4 separate regions of the Homo sapiens genome follow, and regions 2, 3 and 4 are each linked to region 1. The links are chromatin contacts, found by Hi-C or POLR2A ChIA-PET in ENCODE. All regions are on one chromosome and are shown on one strand. The core of a region is the stretch at or near the end of the contact, and the rest is flanking DNA. Distances in the headings are between cores, read along the strand shown. Region 1 holds the start of PRDX6 (peroxiredoxin 6). Region 2 holds the start of SLC19A2 (solute carrier family 19 member 2). Region 3 holds the start of NME7 (NME/NM23 family member 7). Region 4 holds the start of SCYL3 (SCY1 like pseudokinase 3).

The links. A loop is a pair of places that touch in the nucleus more often than their neighbours do. ChIA-PET counts read pairs that join two places held with the same protein, here RNA polymerase II (POLR2A). Pooled maps may share reads with other maps.
Region 2: a map of ascending aorta shows a loop between it and region 1 (14-fold over the local background). The contact joins the promoter of SLC19A2 here to the promoter of PRDX6 in region 1. A Hi-C loop is called at or near these places in 2 of 168 maps with a recorded cell type or tissue (ascending aorta and gastrocnemius medialis) and 8 of 50 pooled maps.
Region 3: a map of B cell shows a loop between it and region 1 (15-fold over the local background). The contact joins the promoter of NME7 here to the promoter of PRDX6 in region 1. A Hi-C loop is called at or near these places in 2 of 168 maps with a recorded cell type or tissue (B cell and naive thymus-derived CD4-positive, alpha-beta T cell) and 5 of 50 pooled maps. POLR2A ChIA-PET finds 5 or more read pairs at or near these places in 1 of 52 experiments (CD8-positive, alpha-beta T cell).
Region 4: a loop to region 1 is called in a map of sigmoid colon, with 12 times the contacts of the local background. The contact joins the promoter of SCYL3 here to the promoter of PRDX6 in region 1. A Hi-C loop is called at or near these places in 3 of 168 maps with a recorded cell type or tissue (CD4-positive, alpha-beta T cell, naive thymus-derived CD4-positive, alpha-beta T cell and sigmoid colon) and 11 of 50 pooled maps.

The regions. Positions count from the first base shown.
Region 1 is chr1:173,475,853-173,479,876 of GRCh38, forward strand. PRDX6 (peroxiredoxin 6) reads left to right here and starts at 1,483. Exons shown (of 5, transcript NM_004905.3): 1 at 1,483-1,640. The coding sequence starts at 1,546. LOC100506023 (a long non-coding RNA gene) reads right to left here and starts at 1,303. Exons shown (of 3, transcript NR_037845.1): 1 at 780-1,303. RefSeq lists enhancers at 488-1,024, 1,522-1,681 and a silencer at 1,282-1,451.
Region 2 is chr1:169,483,600-169,487,255 of GRCh38, forward strand. It overlaps SLC19A2 (solute carrier family 19 member 2), which reads right to left and starts at 2,345. Exons shown (of 6, transcript NM_006996.3): 1 at 1,964-2,345. The coding sequence starts at 2,167. RefSeq lists enhancers at 1,750-1,809, 2,352-2,646, 2,450-2,699, 2,482-3,402, 2,710-2,779 and a silencer at 1,990-2,169.
Region 3 is chr1:169,366,514-169,370,105 of GRCh38, forward strand. NME7 (NME/NM23 family member 7) reads right to left here and starts at 1,284. Exons shown (of 12, transcript NM_013330.5): 1 at 1,195-1,284. The coding sequence starts at 1,197. It overlaps BLZF1 (basic leucine zipper nuclear factor 1), which reads left to right and starts at 1,682. Exons shown (of 7, transcript NM_001320973.2): 1 at 1,682-1,829; 2 at 2,960-3,037. The coding sequence starts at 3,010. RefSeq lists enhancers at 1,121-2,320, 1,260-1,761, 1,424-1,503, 1,762-2,261.
Region 4 is chr1:169,891,682-169,895,579 of GRCh38, forward strand. It overlaps SCYL3 (SCY1 like pseudokinase 3), which reads right to left and starts at 2,215. Exons shown (of 13, transcript NM_020423.7): 1 at 2,107-2,215. RefSeq lists enhancers at 1,383-1,970, 1,971-2,558, 2,233-2,642 and silencers at 1,653-1,712, 1,953-2,032.

The DNA of each region.
Region 1 (4,024 bases), core at 233-2,732:
CTCGGTAAATATGATTAGCATGCACGCACCAACACATCACTGTGATGAAAACGCAAATCACAGTATGTGAGTCACTACTCTCAACATTGCCATGCCCCTGCCTTAAACCTGCCAGCCCCATCCAGAGGATTTTTCTCATCTCTGAACTCCAATCATTTACACCTTCCCCCATCAGAATTTACCCTACATTTTATTATAATTGCATATAAATATGCCTTCCCTGTAACAGCAGGGACTGTGTTTCTCCACTGTATGGCCTGGCACAGTGTCCAGCACACAGCAGGCAAAGCAAGAGTTACTGCATGAGCCAGTGTCATCATCCAAACGATAGCTACCATTTCCAGAGCACCTACCGTGAGCTGACTAGTTTACCTACATTATCCTGGTGGCTTTCCCAGACCAGACCACCCAAACCAAAGCAGCCCCCCAGTCACCCTCTAGGCACATAACCCTATTTTAGTTCTCTGAATACGACTGATTGCTGTCTAACATATTTTGGTTTGTGTGCTTATTGTCTGTCACCGGTTTCCCTTCACAAGAAGGAAAGCTCCAAGAGGACAGGCATCTTATCTACCTTGTACTTGGCTCATAGCAAATAAATGAATCTAAGCCGCCCACCTCCCTGGGTGACAGAGTTGACCTGCACACAGTAGGTCTCAAAGAGTATGTTTTAAATTTTATATTTAGATTTCAAGATAATTGTGTTGAATATTTTATGGTTCATAACAAACAGAAAGGGGAGGGCAGAATAAAAATAAATAAAAGTTTAGTTACATTACCCTAGCACTGACATTGGTACGGGAATTTTTGCTGCAATAAGAAAGCCACTTCCTCTGACATAAGGTCACCCATACTTCTGGGTCTTGCCACATCCTCTTAGACAGTTCATCGTAGCTGGGCTGGCTGGGGCGGTCAGGACTCCAGACGCTCACACTAAAAGAGGGGTGGTAGTCGAGCAGTCACTCCACTCCTCTGTAGGGAGCTGGCCGCGAGTGGGTGCGCAGCAGGGTGCGCGCGGACCCGTGCAGCGCCCAGGGCGGCTGTGCGAAGCCGCCGCAGCCTGCGCGCCCAGGCGATTCTCCACCTTGGGGCTCGCCTTCCTGCCGCGTTCCTCTTCCTTCCATCCCTAAAGCGCGTACGCCCTGCAGAGTCAAACCTGGCGCATCCTCAAGCTTCCAGGGGGCAACGTGACCGAGCCCCGCATCACGTGTGCAGAGACGGCCTATAGTGTCTGAAGGATGCCACCTAGTCGCAGGCCCGGCGGCGCCACCAACAGCGACCGCGGTAGTCCAGCTCGCGCCGCGTCCCGGCCCCAGCCCGGCCCGGCCCAGCCCCGCCCCGCGCCCAGCCCCGCCCCGCCCCGCGCCCAGCCCAGCCCCCGCGGCCCGGCCCCCAGCGGCCGGCCTCCCGCGGCCCCGCCCCCGCCGCCCCAGTCCCCGCCCCTCGCGCCTTCGTTTATTCCTCCGCGCGCTGGGACAGGCTGCTTCTTCGCCAGAACCAACCGGTTGCTTGCTGTCCCAGCGGCGCCCCCTCATCACCGTCGCCATGCCCGGAGGTCTGCTTCTCGGGGACGTGGCTCCCAACTTTGAGGCCAATACCACCGTCGGCCGCATCCGTTTCCACGACTTTCTGGGAGACTCGTAAGTGGCCACCGCGTAGCCCTGTCCTGGCCTCGGTTGCGCCGGACTCGGAGGTGCCTTCCCTGTTTCTTCTCCCTGCCGTCCTCCCGGCCGCTCAGCCCCCTGCGCCGCCCTCGCCTTCCCCCGCACTGGTTCCGGCGCGCGCCAGGCCGTGTGGCCTCTGCTCAGCGTCGGCTGCGCTGCTGGGAGCTGGCACCCGTTCGGCCTGCCCTGCGCGGGCCACTCGATCCCTCCTGGCCTCCCCGCCTCCGGCGTGGCTGGGCAAGGCCACGCCAAGGTGGGGGGTGGGGAGGATAAAATTGTGTTCTGCGGGTTCTGGAAACTCACCGCCCGCGGGAGGGTTTGTTGTCCATTTAACTCGTCTTAGTAAACTGTGCAGGTAGCGTGGTCAGGCCGAGGGCGCAGGGGCGGGGCGGCATTGACGATCACTTCCCCGGACTAGTGCCCAGGGTCGCACCGCCCTCCCACCCTCCGTTCTGGAATTTGCTCCCTGGGGAGGATGGGTGTCTAAAGCCAAAGTCGGAGGACACAGCTGCTGGCTATAGGTTACAGGAAGGCCAACGTATCATCTGAGGGTGCAGTGGTATTTGCAGGCTTCTGGGCACAAAATGTGAAATTTAAAACCACTAGCTGCCAAGTAGGTGGCCGAAAGACTTTTTGTCCAGAGCCGCCTCCAATGGCCAAGATATGATTTGATAACAGCTTTAGGAAGAGCCAAGAACACTCTGCGTAGGTGTGCCTTCAGAGATTCCAGAACTTGCAACACTTGGAGGGAAGGACTTTCTGACGCTGTTCCGCTGGAGTGGCCTATTCTTGCTAGTGATGGCCGTTCCAGGCTCCAGGACACGTGTACTCCCCAACTTTGAGACTCTCTTGTTTTCCAGTGGCTTGCCCCTCACTGTCCCCTCCGCTTTCTACCTTGCTTCTAGCACATGAGCTTGCTGATGATAGCCAAATTGATGACCTGTGATCTGACTTGGCAGTTTTACCATTATGGATAGGAGTAGTAAATCGGTGTTGCCCTTTTTTTTTTTTAACAGCTCCTGAATCAGCAAACTGGAAGTTGCTTAGTTTTCATCAGAAGCATTCCAGGCATGTCTAGTTATATTATGGTTCTGGAGTACTAGTGGTCCCACTACACTGTGGGGCTCCAAGGCTTGACAACAGTTCTTCCCCAGATTATATCCTTTTTATATACAGTATCCAGGGAGACAGGCTTATGAAATTAATCAGTGATTGGACAGGGCTGTGCAGAGAACCAGGGACAGATTCTTACACATCATATGCCTATCCAACCCTTTATAACCTCTTAAGTCCCTTTTCCAGCCACTGAATAGGGAAAAGTTAAGCTTTGTGAAAGATAGGACTAGGCCAGAAAAAGGTTGAGAAATGGAATATTCAAACCTTGAATGCAGAAAAATACTTTAGAAATACAGCTTATGGCCATTCTTATACTTAGGATCTAGGTAGTAATATTTCTCCAGCAATCCTTGGGATTTTTAGAGTTGTGTTCCTTCCCATTTCTACCTGCAGCCCTCATCCCCCATCCCCATGAAACATAAACTATTTCCAGAACTCTTAGCTTGTATAGATTAAATATTAGCATAAAACGTATTTACTGTGCCAACAGTTATAAATGCTGTCACTTTTTAAGCTAACCATACTTTTTTGGGGTTTTGTTAATGTTTATTGGCCTCTAGATCCATCTAGATTTGATCAAAAGTGGTACTTTATCAGGGAGCCATAGTTAGGAACACGGTAGAAATATCTGCATTTATTAACTAATATACAAGTCTGCCTAGGATCAGGTATAGTATTCCCTACCTTACCGGGAAGAGAAGTTTGAGCCTTTTATATGTTTATAACACATGGATTTTTGCCTGATTTTTCCAATTTTCTATTCTGTATATGATCCCAAATCAGACTGTCAATTTTTGATCCAGGTATTTTTGAGAAGAAAAAATTAAAATGTATTTCTCTACCTTACCCCTGATCATTGTAAACAACTAAAGAGGTTGGGTGCTACATTGGGTGAGTTTACCTTATCGCTGTTTCTTTAAGTGGTAGAAGCAGCTTCTTCATAGTACATCTTCACTAAGCAAAATATGTGTTTTCCAGGGGTCTTCTGGGGCTTAGTAAGTGGGAACCATTCTCTTGAAGGAGGAAACCTTTTGTCTTTTGAAAATGGGTAAGAAAATGGGAGCATGTCACTGAATTACTCTTAAGTGCAGCAGTAGGAAGACTTGGAGGGGAAGGAAGGCCAAGGTAAGACATTCTTGGAGTTTATCCTATTTGTAGCCATGAGGTAAACTGGAGTTTCACTTCTGAGGGAGGGAAGGACGTGAACTGGCTTAAAACCAGTTCCTTTTGCATGATTCAGCAAA
Region 2 (3,656 bases), core at 1,095-3,594, 4.0 Mb before region 1:
CTTTATTTCTGTGCCCCCTGAACACACTTCACTCACCTTGAAAAGCTTTCTGATAGGACAGAGCACATGATCTTGGTAGCACGTCACACAGCAACCTTCTACCCAGAGCACATGACAAAACAGATCAGCTTTCAAATATCAACACTGGGAACATGTTTCTCTCCCTGTGTTTCACTATCCGGAAAGGCGCACAAACTGTGCAGATCACATGGCAGTTCACATGAAACTTTAATGGTCAGCTGTTCACAGCAGTATCAATTCTGCCTCAGTGGCTACACCTCAGATTCAGTGGTTGTTTTGGGTCTCCAGAATCATACTTTCTCATATCAGTGCAGTAATTTTCTTGTAAAATCATTCTGTCATGAAATTTGGCTGTTTTGACATTATTGCTTTAAATCAGTATTAAAACTCAAATAGGTTATGAATAACTGTTACGGTCGCTTATGTAATGATCCACAAGACTGAGAAACGGCCCAGCCACTCCATCCCACAACTGGCAGGTCAATAGGGTAATTTAAGGCCAGGCAAAAAGTCAGTGATACTTGCTAGAAGTGAACAAATGTCAGACTCTCAAGTGAAACCCTCAATACGTAAGTCAATACTGATTCTTAATTCTCTCTCAAGTGCCCTTGAAAATGACGGAGCATTGCAACAAACAAACTGCAAACAACAAACTATGAGTAACTATATCTCGCCAGTGTGCAAATGATTCCGGTAGTGCCATCTCTTGTTCTGACCTGTTATGCAGGGTTACTGAGTGGCTACTCAAAAGAAGTGACTGACTACTACCCACATAGAGAAGAGTAAGGTTTAAATGGGAGGAGTATTTTACAGCACCTGGGGCAAGGAGGCAGGGTGGAAGGAACAGGTGTAGGAAAAAAGAAAAAGCTCTCAAGTGGCCCCTTGACTGATAGTAGGAAAAAGAACATGAGACCTCAGCTTTCACCCTTTGTTGTATTCAAGGAAGAGGGTGTTGAATCGGCTTTATTTCGGTTTTGTGGAAGTACTTTGGGTTTAATTTCTTTCTCAGTTTATATATTGTCTTTCTTCTGCAAAAATCAAGTGCTGGTTTTGACCATGCACTTAAATAGGTCAGCACATTTCTAAAGTACACTATGCGCTTCTGAAGTACTTTATTTGTAAGCCCTCATCTAGGGAAAAAATCAATCAGCAAGAAACTCTTGATGATGGACTACGTGCTCTCAATTACCCTGAACATCACAGAAGGCCTTCAAAGACATCACCTTGTATCTGAGAAGCAAAACTAACATCTGTGAAGCAACAATTCGCAATACAAGAAACACTATAATTAAAAGTCAATTATGTTTCACCATCTGCCTTTATCCCTGGAGGTTGGTCTTAAGGTAGAGAGGGGCAGGATATCCTTGGACACAACCTCACCCAATTAAAAATCAAGACAAATTAAGATGTTCTGTACTTCTGTCCTGTCCTTACTTGATTAAGCCCACCCATTCTGCCAAATGCAAACAAAGTAAGGTATGGACAGGAAGCAGGTGAAGGAGGTAGAGGGAAGATCCTTTCAGAAAAGCAGTGGTTGCCTACTTTCAGTCAATGAATATTTACTAAGCCGTGTCCAAAGTACACTTTGCTGTTTTCACTTCTTTGTCAAAATATTGCCCCCTCGCCCCCAGCAGGAACTGCTGGACCAGTCTGGGCAGTCACGCTAAGCCACATTACAACACGATCAGCATACTGCCTGACGCACAAGGCACGGGGCCTCTGGACGCGTGTTCTGAGCCCTTCGCAGGAGACTCGTCCTACAGAGCCGAAGAAAACAGAAAATCATGAACACAAAGAAGAGCACGAAGCCGACCTCCAACTGGCAAAATCAGAAATCTCTGCCGAGAATGGCTCGAGCGCTTTTCTCGGTCCTCTCTTCCTCCGCTGCCCACCCGCAGGCCGGTCGCCCGCCCTTCCCGCGCCCCGCGTCCGCCGCGCGTACCTCCCTCTCGGTCAGGTTCTTGTCCGGCCCCAGCAGGTACGGGGTCAGGAAGGGCTCGGACGGCCTGAGGCTGGCGAAGAAGCCGTAGGCGCAGAGCAGCGCGGTCGGCAAGAACCAGCATTCGCGACGGACCCGAGCGGTCCGCAGGAGCACAGTGGCCGCCGCCGCCGCCGCCCGCCGAGACACCGGGCCGGGCACATCCATCCGGGGCGCGAGGGGAGGGGACCCGGCCCGGCCCCTTCCTTCTCCTCCTCCGCCAACTGGAGTGAGGGTCAGGCACTTGTAACCGCGAGTGACGCCTTCTCCCTGTAAGGCCAGGACGTTCTGGACTCGCCGCCGCCTCCGGCTACAGAACCCCCAGCTTTACCCTACAGACGCCTCTAGGGTCGCTGCCTGATCGCCCAGTTTAAGGGAGACCCGTCCTAAGGCCCACCCTCTGCCACCGCCTCCACTCCGGGAACCAATCACAGCGGACGCCGGGAATACTTGCCTGCTCTTCCATTGGTCGTGGGTCACACGACGTGAACTGGGGCGGTGGCAGCACGCCAGGCCTCTGACGTCCCAGGGCTCAAGCGCGGAGGACATGTGGAACTCCACTCCAAAAGCGGCGGCTTGCGGCGGAGCTCTCTCTAGTGAGGCGGCCAGCTGGCGTTCGTGGCACACTTGCTGTCGGCTCCGCTCATCTGTTGGGAATGCGTCCTGTGGGCCTAGTCCTCCGCTGGAAGAAACGCGCTGTTCTCCCCAACCACCGTTTATCATTCTTATTCACCGTCTCCGGAATGTCCATTCAGTTTCCGCTCCTGAGAGACTTAGTGACTGAGGCCAGGCAAAGATTTCACCTTGGGGAGGGGGAACGTTAAACCTTTCCTCCAGCAGCTTTCGTGTTTTAAATTGTATTCATCCGCCATGGAAAGACATCAGAAGCCCAGGATCTAAGAGACAGACTGAAATGAAGAAAGTAGATAATATTGTGAGAATAATGAACAAGCTGGTCACTGAACAGCAGAACCGTAATGGAGTCCCAGTTAAAGGGTTTTAACTTTATTTCGTCACTTTTTGCAAGCATGATACAAAGAAAACAAACACCTAACTACGCTACGGTTTATAGTTAAAAGGAAGGTGGAAGATCCTGAGTCATTACAGCAATCACAAAACATGATGGATTTCTTCATTTAAAAACACAAAAGAGGTCTTGGCATAGTTTTCAAGGGCAAAGCATGACAAGACTCTCCAGTGCTTTCTTTCATCCCCCTCTGTGTGCCTTTTTCTGCCTGACTCACAGCCTGGCTCAATCCTAATCTTTCTACTGCAAAGATGCAGCATTTAAAGCAATTTTTCCTGTGCAGTATTTGTAGAATGACAGATCCTGCCAGAAGCTCTTGGAAACATTTTGGAACTATCTTGCTTTTCTGTATGTTATGATCCATCTAGCACCGTTTTCCTCCTGTGGTAGCAAATGACACTTTTTTCAAGCATCAGCAGCAGAAATGAGTCTACCAGATGGAATAAGATACTGGTAAAGGGAAAGATTTGTTTCTAAGACTGCACAAATGAATGCACCCAAATCTGTGAGTTGATTAATCTGTGAAGAAATACAACTGGCAGTATTTACATATCTCAATGAGTCTCAAAGTGTGGTCGAGGAAGCCCTGGGGGTCCTTGGGACCCTTTCAGAGGTTCCACGAGCTCAAAT
Region 3 (3,592 bases), core at 34-2,533, 4.1 Mb before region 1:
ACTGGAGAGGAAAAGGCTGAACGCACAGGAAAGAAAAAAACAACTGGAAGCGAAATGTAACAGATGGAAGCAAATGAGATCAAGAGCAAAGATGGATGGATTATCCTTTAATATCCCTTTCTCTACACTAGAAATACAAGACTAAAGGCTCGGCAAAAATATAGAGCAATGTGTAGGTTGGGGGCATGAGGTTGAAGAAATGGCCTGTTATACTCCATCATGTTTAGAAAGGAGAAATGAAGAGGGCAAAAGACAGGGTTTGTAAAGGGAAGGTTTGAAAATGTCTTCACAGAGAATGGGTCAGGGGAAAACTGGGGTAACCAAAAGGATTGCTGAGTAGTATGAAGAAACAAGGGGTGGTGGGTGAGGGCTCTGTTTCTAAATTCATAGCTATAACTATCTAAAGATCTTTCTATCCTCCAGTCCGTTATCCATAAGTGCTTAAAAGATATGGTAGTTAAGTGAATTAACTAGAACCCTCTCAAACATAGGGGTGAATTAAAATAACCTATAGGCTTATTTAAAATGCAAATACCGAGCTCCATTCCTTTCATTCAGAATTTCCAGGGGTGAAGCCCAAACAGTGAATTCCAGAAGCTCTCCAAGCAATCCCAGGAGAAATTTCTGTTTAAAAAAAAAAGAAGAAGAAAGAAAAGAAAAGAGAAAAGAAAAGCAAGCACAGACCTAGAAGGTAACCAACTGGATAGAAGAGCGCTGATCCAACATACACCTGTTAATGGCCCTCGTGGGGGCGTGGGGCAGTGCTCTGCCACTCAGAAAAGCAAAAAGACTCCAAGATCTAGGGAGATTCAGATCAGTGTTGAGACAGTCACATACACACCACCCCATACTCTTAATAAAGCGCGTTAATGTGAATCTGTGAACATGAAAAATGCCATGATGAACAATGCAAACACATAATGTTTGTTCAAAACAGGTTATTAGACTCGATGCCTTACCCTAAATTTTCTGTTTCATTACTCTAGAGACTTAGTAACATTAGTGGAATTCAGGGTGCTGTAAGAAATACGGAGAGCGAGGAGACTGCAGGAACAGCCCGTGGGAAGGGGGAAAGAGATAACGGGGAGAAGGTCGGGAGGACCGGACAACTTTAAGTGCCCATCCGCCCGAAGACTTGGAAAGCTAAGTAAGTAGGACCCCAGAGCCGTTCTTCTGGCATCCCCTGGCACTCACCATTGTCTCAGGATCTCAGCACTAGAAAATAGGTATCGTTGAGACAGGAAGACACCACCACCACCACCATCATACGGTTACTCAGGCAACAAAGCCCCGCCCACTGTCGCACGAGGCGTGGGACGCCACCGCCCCACCTCTTCGTCCTTAGTGGCTGGGAGTAATCTCAGCTGCGTTCATCCAATCGACAGACCCGCCCCTCCACGCTGTCGCCTGGGGCTACGAGACGCCATTATTCTGTTTCCGGCAGTTTTACTTCCGTTTGTTTAACAGCTGGCCCGGAAGTTTAAGTGAATATGCGGCTTGGGCTCCAAAAGTTGCTGTACGGTATTTTATTTTAAAGTAGAAATCTGTCCGCTTTTCACTTACGGAGGCCTTACAGTGTGTGTTCTGTGTTACTTGAGTTTATACGCACTGCAGAATTTGTTTACCCTGCTCTTTTGGAAACGTATTCCGGAAGCGAAACCCTGAGTAATCGGAAGTGGTTAGGAGTGAGAGAGCTGCTGGATATGCGGAGGGACTGGGCGGGTCGGCTTCCGAATGGAAGAGGTCTGTGAGAAGTTAACCTGGTGATACCGATCCGAAGAGCCTATCAAGTGAAGCCCCCTGAAATACGGAGAATAAGAATCTTAGAGGTAAATCCGAGGACAAGCAGGTATAACTAAGGATGTTGGAAAGGGACGGAGGTCTGGCTGGAGCTCGGTGGCCAGTAGCTTTGGATTTAGGGAAAGATTGTTCCGGGAAGACTTTTTCAGACAGGGATGAAACTTAGGTTTCGACTTCCCCGGACAGCAAAGTTGACAGGCTTGTCGCTTCCCGGCCTATCGCTTTCATACCTGCTCACTCCCCCTACTTACTTCTTCACCCCCTCCGCTTCATTTGGCATTTGCCAGCAGGCACTCGCTGTGCCTGTACGTTTCGCAGAGCAGCTATCAAGGGCAGTTTCAGGGATCGTTACTCTTACGAAGGGTTTTTTGGATACCTCTTTTCGGAGCAGTAGAGTGTAAGTGTAGAAAAGTTTGTGACTGTTAAGAAAGTTAGTCGTCGGGTTCACTAATTGAACTGAGTTGTATCTAGTACTGAGAACGATCTTTTTTTGTAGTGAAACCAGTTGTCATCTAGTGTACAGTTTGTCATATTTATATCATTGCAGTAGCATCACCTTCTTATATGTTCTCTGGTAAATCTGAGTCTGTACTGTAAGACAATGTATACATTTCTGAAAGCATGGGCTCGATATGTTTCTCTTTTTACTTTTGGAGCTACACTATTTTAATTTTAACTTTTTATTACCAAAAAAGTATAAATTATGTTATCTTGAGTAATATTTTTTGTCGTTTGTTAAACATCTAAACAGAAGCTCCTTTTTGATATGTGTGTGTGTGTATACAAATTGTGTCGGTATGTCTCCTAAGAAAGTAATTACTTTAAAATTCCTCTTGTCATATGGATGACAAAACCACCACAGTAACTTCATTCCCTTTGCTTGGCTAAAATTCAGGACATACTTCTGACAATTTAGAGTGTATTGGTGAGGATGGTGAAACGGAGTATTTAGAAGTAAACCACCCCTAATTTTTTTTTTTGAGACTTTTAGTAGACATAACAATGCCTTCTGTGAGAATGGGATATAAGGGACATTTCTCTTTCTAAATGCATGCGTACTAAATACAGAAGCAATTAAAATATCATAACTTTTAAATTGGAGGTACTCTATGTGTTTATATGATATTTTTAAAATTATTTCATATGCATACATTTCTAGGTTGTTCAGCAGAAGTCTTGGAGTGCATTTTCAGTGGTTAAGGTGAAAAAATGACTACTAAAAATTTAGAAACCAAAGGTAAGTGGCTTTTTTATAATTGTTTTTAAAACATGACATTTATGACGATGTGAAGGAACGTTTGAGCCAGATAACTAGATCTCATGGACCCCCTTGGGAATCATTTGTTATTTCAGATCCCTTTATGTTTATTTTTTAGTGCAGTGTTTATATTTCAGTACTTTAGATGTACAAGTGAAATTTAACATCATTAGTTAGAATTTATTAGGTGACTACTCTTAAACATTTAATGTTAATGCAAAGTTTTTAACAGCTATATTCCCTATACACTAGAAGATTACGATTTAAATAAGAATACACATTTTAAAGATTTAAGTAGATAGACAAAGCAACTAGGGTGTATCAAAGATCTCTTTCATGTTGTATTAGTTTGCTGGGGTTGCTGTAACAAAGTACCACAAACTGCATGGCTTGAACAACAAAATGTATTCTCTCAGTTCTGGAGGCTAGAAGTCCAAGATGAAAATGTCAACAAGGCTGTGCTCCTTCGGAAGGCATTAGAGACACTCTCCTAGCTTCCAGTGGCTTGCTGGCAGTCTTTGGTGCTCCTTGTCT
Region 4 (3,898 bases), core at 965-3,464, 3.6 Mb before region 1:
TTATTTAAGTGTTAATATTAATCCTCATGGGAGATAAGACTGCCACCAGGATTCAGGGTCAGTGCTCTGGCTGATGAATGGCAGTCACCAGAGGCAAGAGAAAGGAACATTTAATTTACTTAGCTATTTCTAAATAGCAAAATACTTCCTTGTGGGAACATTGGCCTTGCAATAGCTATTAACCTTAGATTTCATATGAATTCCACTATAATTAACAAAGTTATAAAAGCATTAGGAAGTAGTTAAAATTCATTTTTCTTACTGTATTTTAGGTCTAAGACTAAAAAAATCACTTAAAAATTAAAAAGGGATGACTCAATTTCTTGAGAGAACTGGAAAGGATGCCATTTTCTTGTTTTGAAAGCATGTTAACTTTGACAGAAGTCCACTGATACCATCAGTGTAATACTGACAGTGGTAAGATTATATTGTATGTTCCCAGTGCAAACTTTATTGGGGGAAAATTAAAAAGGTGTGCTGATTATTGCAATTTGAGAATGTTTTGAAGCAGTAATTCTTCACACTAATATATCTAAAGAAGCACAAATACTGTTATATGAAGAAGTTTTTTTGTTTGTTTTTTGTTTTAAATAGAGATATGGTCTTGTTCTGTTGCTGCTGGCCTAGAGTGCATTGGCGCTATCCTATCTCACTGTAACCTGGAATTCCTGGGCTCAAGCTACCTGCCCTCCCCAGCCTCCCTAGTTGCTGAGATTACAGGCATGTGCCACCATGCCCGCCAGTGCTTTAAAAATGATAATTCAGCTAAAATTGATTTATTGAAATGTAAGAAAAACACTTGGCCTTCCAAAATGCTTTCCTGTTGTTTTGAGGACGGGGAAAACACAAAATCTTGCTCATTAGCTTTGAAATTAAAAAGTCACAAGAAGGTAGAAAAGGATATCCTAGTATCCCGTAATAGGTATTTCGTAGCACTTAGCATCTCCACTCTATAATAAAATGCTGAGTTGACAGTCTCTGACTTGAATATGCATCAGTCTTCCCTTTAATAATCTCCCTCCACTCTTTTGCCTACTTGGGCAGCACATAAAATTTCTGGACCGCTTGTAGATTAAGAAAACCCTTGTCTAGGTCAAAGGGCAACTCATACACTCAACTAAGAAACCCGTGTGCTCTATGGAAATGTTTCTACCAAATATTTTCTTTTCCCAGCAATTACTCGAGACTACCTTGGTCCTAGCTCCCTTAGCTTGAAAGTTCCAAAGATAATGGCTTGCACTCTGAGTATTAAGGATGCACTGTACTGGCTGATATTCTGGTATCCAGCGGTAACGTTACTCCGGCCCTTGCTTTCGTGTTTCAGGTATATATTCCCTCTGCGGAACTCAGTCCAGCATTGCTAGCTGACAAGCAATACACAATTAAGTCTTTATGGACCAAAATAATTGTGATTTCAGCTCAAGATACATTTTATAAGAACATGGGTCCCTAAAAACAGCAGTTAACAGTGACCCCCAAAATTCGAGACCCGACTCCGAGAATTTCACATGGATTCCTGAATATGCTCTTCCGAGAAATGTTTCATCTTTATTCTAAACAGAAAGCACTATGCCAAGACAGGAGCCAGCTGGGCCTTGGGGGACGGGCACTGGTCTTGGATCAAGAATGAGGCCGCCTTCCCGAGGGCGGGCGCGCCCCCAGGATCCCCCCGGGCTCGGGCACTGCCGCCCCGGGACAGTGACCCGCCCAGCCGAGCACCCTCGCCCTGCTTGCCGCGACCCCGCGGGGTCACTGAAGGGCCGAGGCGCCGCTCTCGCTTCGCTGGCCCCTCACCTTCCACACCTCCCTGCGAGGACCGACTCCGCGGCCGCCTTGGAGAGCTCTGGCCGCGGGCGCCTCACCCGTCGGGGGCCGCCCGCGAAGCGCAGATTACAGGGCGCCCCACAATCAGCAAGGGGAGGCTGCTCCGAAGCTGAGAGCACAGCTCAACCGGCCGCCGGCGCCGCGCCGAGCTCGCTCCCGCGCGGGCCCCAGAGCGCAGACCCGCGAGCGGGGCGCGCGCCCGCCGCCTCCTCCCCGCCCGGCCCCTTCCCCCACGGCGCAGTCCTGCAAGGACTGGGGGCGCAGCGCAGGGCTCCCTGTTACCTGCAGGAAGGCGGCGGGGGAGGAGGCCGAGGGTCTTGGCTCTGGTACCCTGTTGGCCCCCCTGTTGACACCAACCACCCCTGCCTGCCTGTAAGGCTGTGGCCACTACACCCACAATCTTCTGGGGGCCGGGTTTCTCCTACACCATAGAGACGGGTCCGGAAACGGGACAGAAGGCCCACCTTCCTCCCTCCGACGCCACCAATGAGGCCAACTAACCAGGAACCGAGGTAGAGAGGCCGCACAGCTGAGTCTCAGGCCGGTGCCATCTTAAGTGTGGGCGCCGCGACGATACCGAGTTTCACTCACTGCCCCAGTGGTCTAGTTAGTCCACGAAGATGCCCCCTTTCTAGATGTGTTGGTCGAATGCTTAAGTTTGTCTTGACTTGAATTTTTAGGCTTTTAACAGCACAGTTTTAATTTCATTTCCGCCCAAATCCAAAATGGCTGCTGGCCACTTGTAGCAAACAGTAGAGGTGCAGGGCGGAGAAAAGGAGTACGGGAATTAGCGAGGACTTTCAGGAGAGTGACGTCACTCAACCTGTAGCTTTGATTGGCTGGGCTGCGAGGGTGGAGTCGTGCAGAGCCGCTGCTGGCGGAGGTCGTGGTGATCTCGCTTGATCTTTGAGAGGGAAGGTCCTGAATCACATTTCATTTAGCAAAAAGTAATATTTGAAAATTTTAATATTAATGCAGTAGTTTTGCCCCCCTCCATGCTTTCTGCAGTGTCAGTTACCTGTGGTCAAACCTTGGTTCAGAAATGTTAAATGGAAAACTCCAGAAATAAACAATTCTTAAGTTTCAAACCGCCTGTATTCTGAGTAGCCCGATTAAATCTCGGGCCATCCACTCTGTCCCACCCTTGACGCGAATCATCTGTCGCAGGTAGCCGCGCTGTGTACAGTATCCACTCATTACCCACTCAGTAGCTGCTTTGGTTAACAGATGCACCCGTAGTATAGCAGAGATAATGAGAGATACCACCTGCTTATGTTCAGGTAACCCTTATTTTACTTAATAATGGCCGCAAAGCACAGGAATTGTGCTGACAATTTGGATATGCCGAGGAGAAGCTGTAAAGTGCTTCCTTTAAATGAAAAGGTGAAAGCTCTGGACTTAATAAGGAAAGAAAAAGAGTCATATGCTGAGGTTGCCAAAATCTATGATAAGAACAAATTATCCATGAAATTGTGAAGAAGGAAAAAGATTCGTGCTAGTTAACTAAGCACCTATCATGCACTGTGGCTGTAACTTTTGTAGTTTGAGGTGCAACAGCAAAAGACGGAAAAGGCATTACATTTGTGGGTGGGAGACATGAACAGAAAACGTATTTCAGCTGACCGCAGTAAGTTTTGCCAGAAAGTGTTGAGCCTATAGGAAGACTTAAGAAAGGGATCCCCTGAAATTAGGCACACCAAGCTATTTACTGCAAGTAAGGGATGGCTACACAGATTCAGGAATAGGTTTGGACTGAAAAACATAAAAATAACTGGAGAGGCCACATCTGCTGATGAAGAAGCTGCCACATGTCTGGCAGAGTTGAAGACATTGGTTAAGGAGAAAGGCTTCCAGGAGATTGATGGATAAGTTAGGAAAATCATTCAGGTAGCAATGAAACTGCCTTTGCAAAATTATGACTAAGGCAGTTAAAGAGATCCAATTTAACCAACTCCATCTTGTCCTTAACCTCCATGCTATCCTTGTTCATTCCTGGGCATAGGCTGAACTAACTTTGGAAGGAAATTAGTTTATAATTTACAGTTTAAAACAAAAACAATAAAAGCCCTTTCCC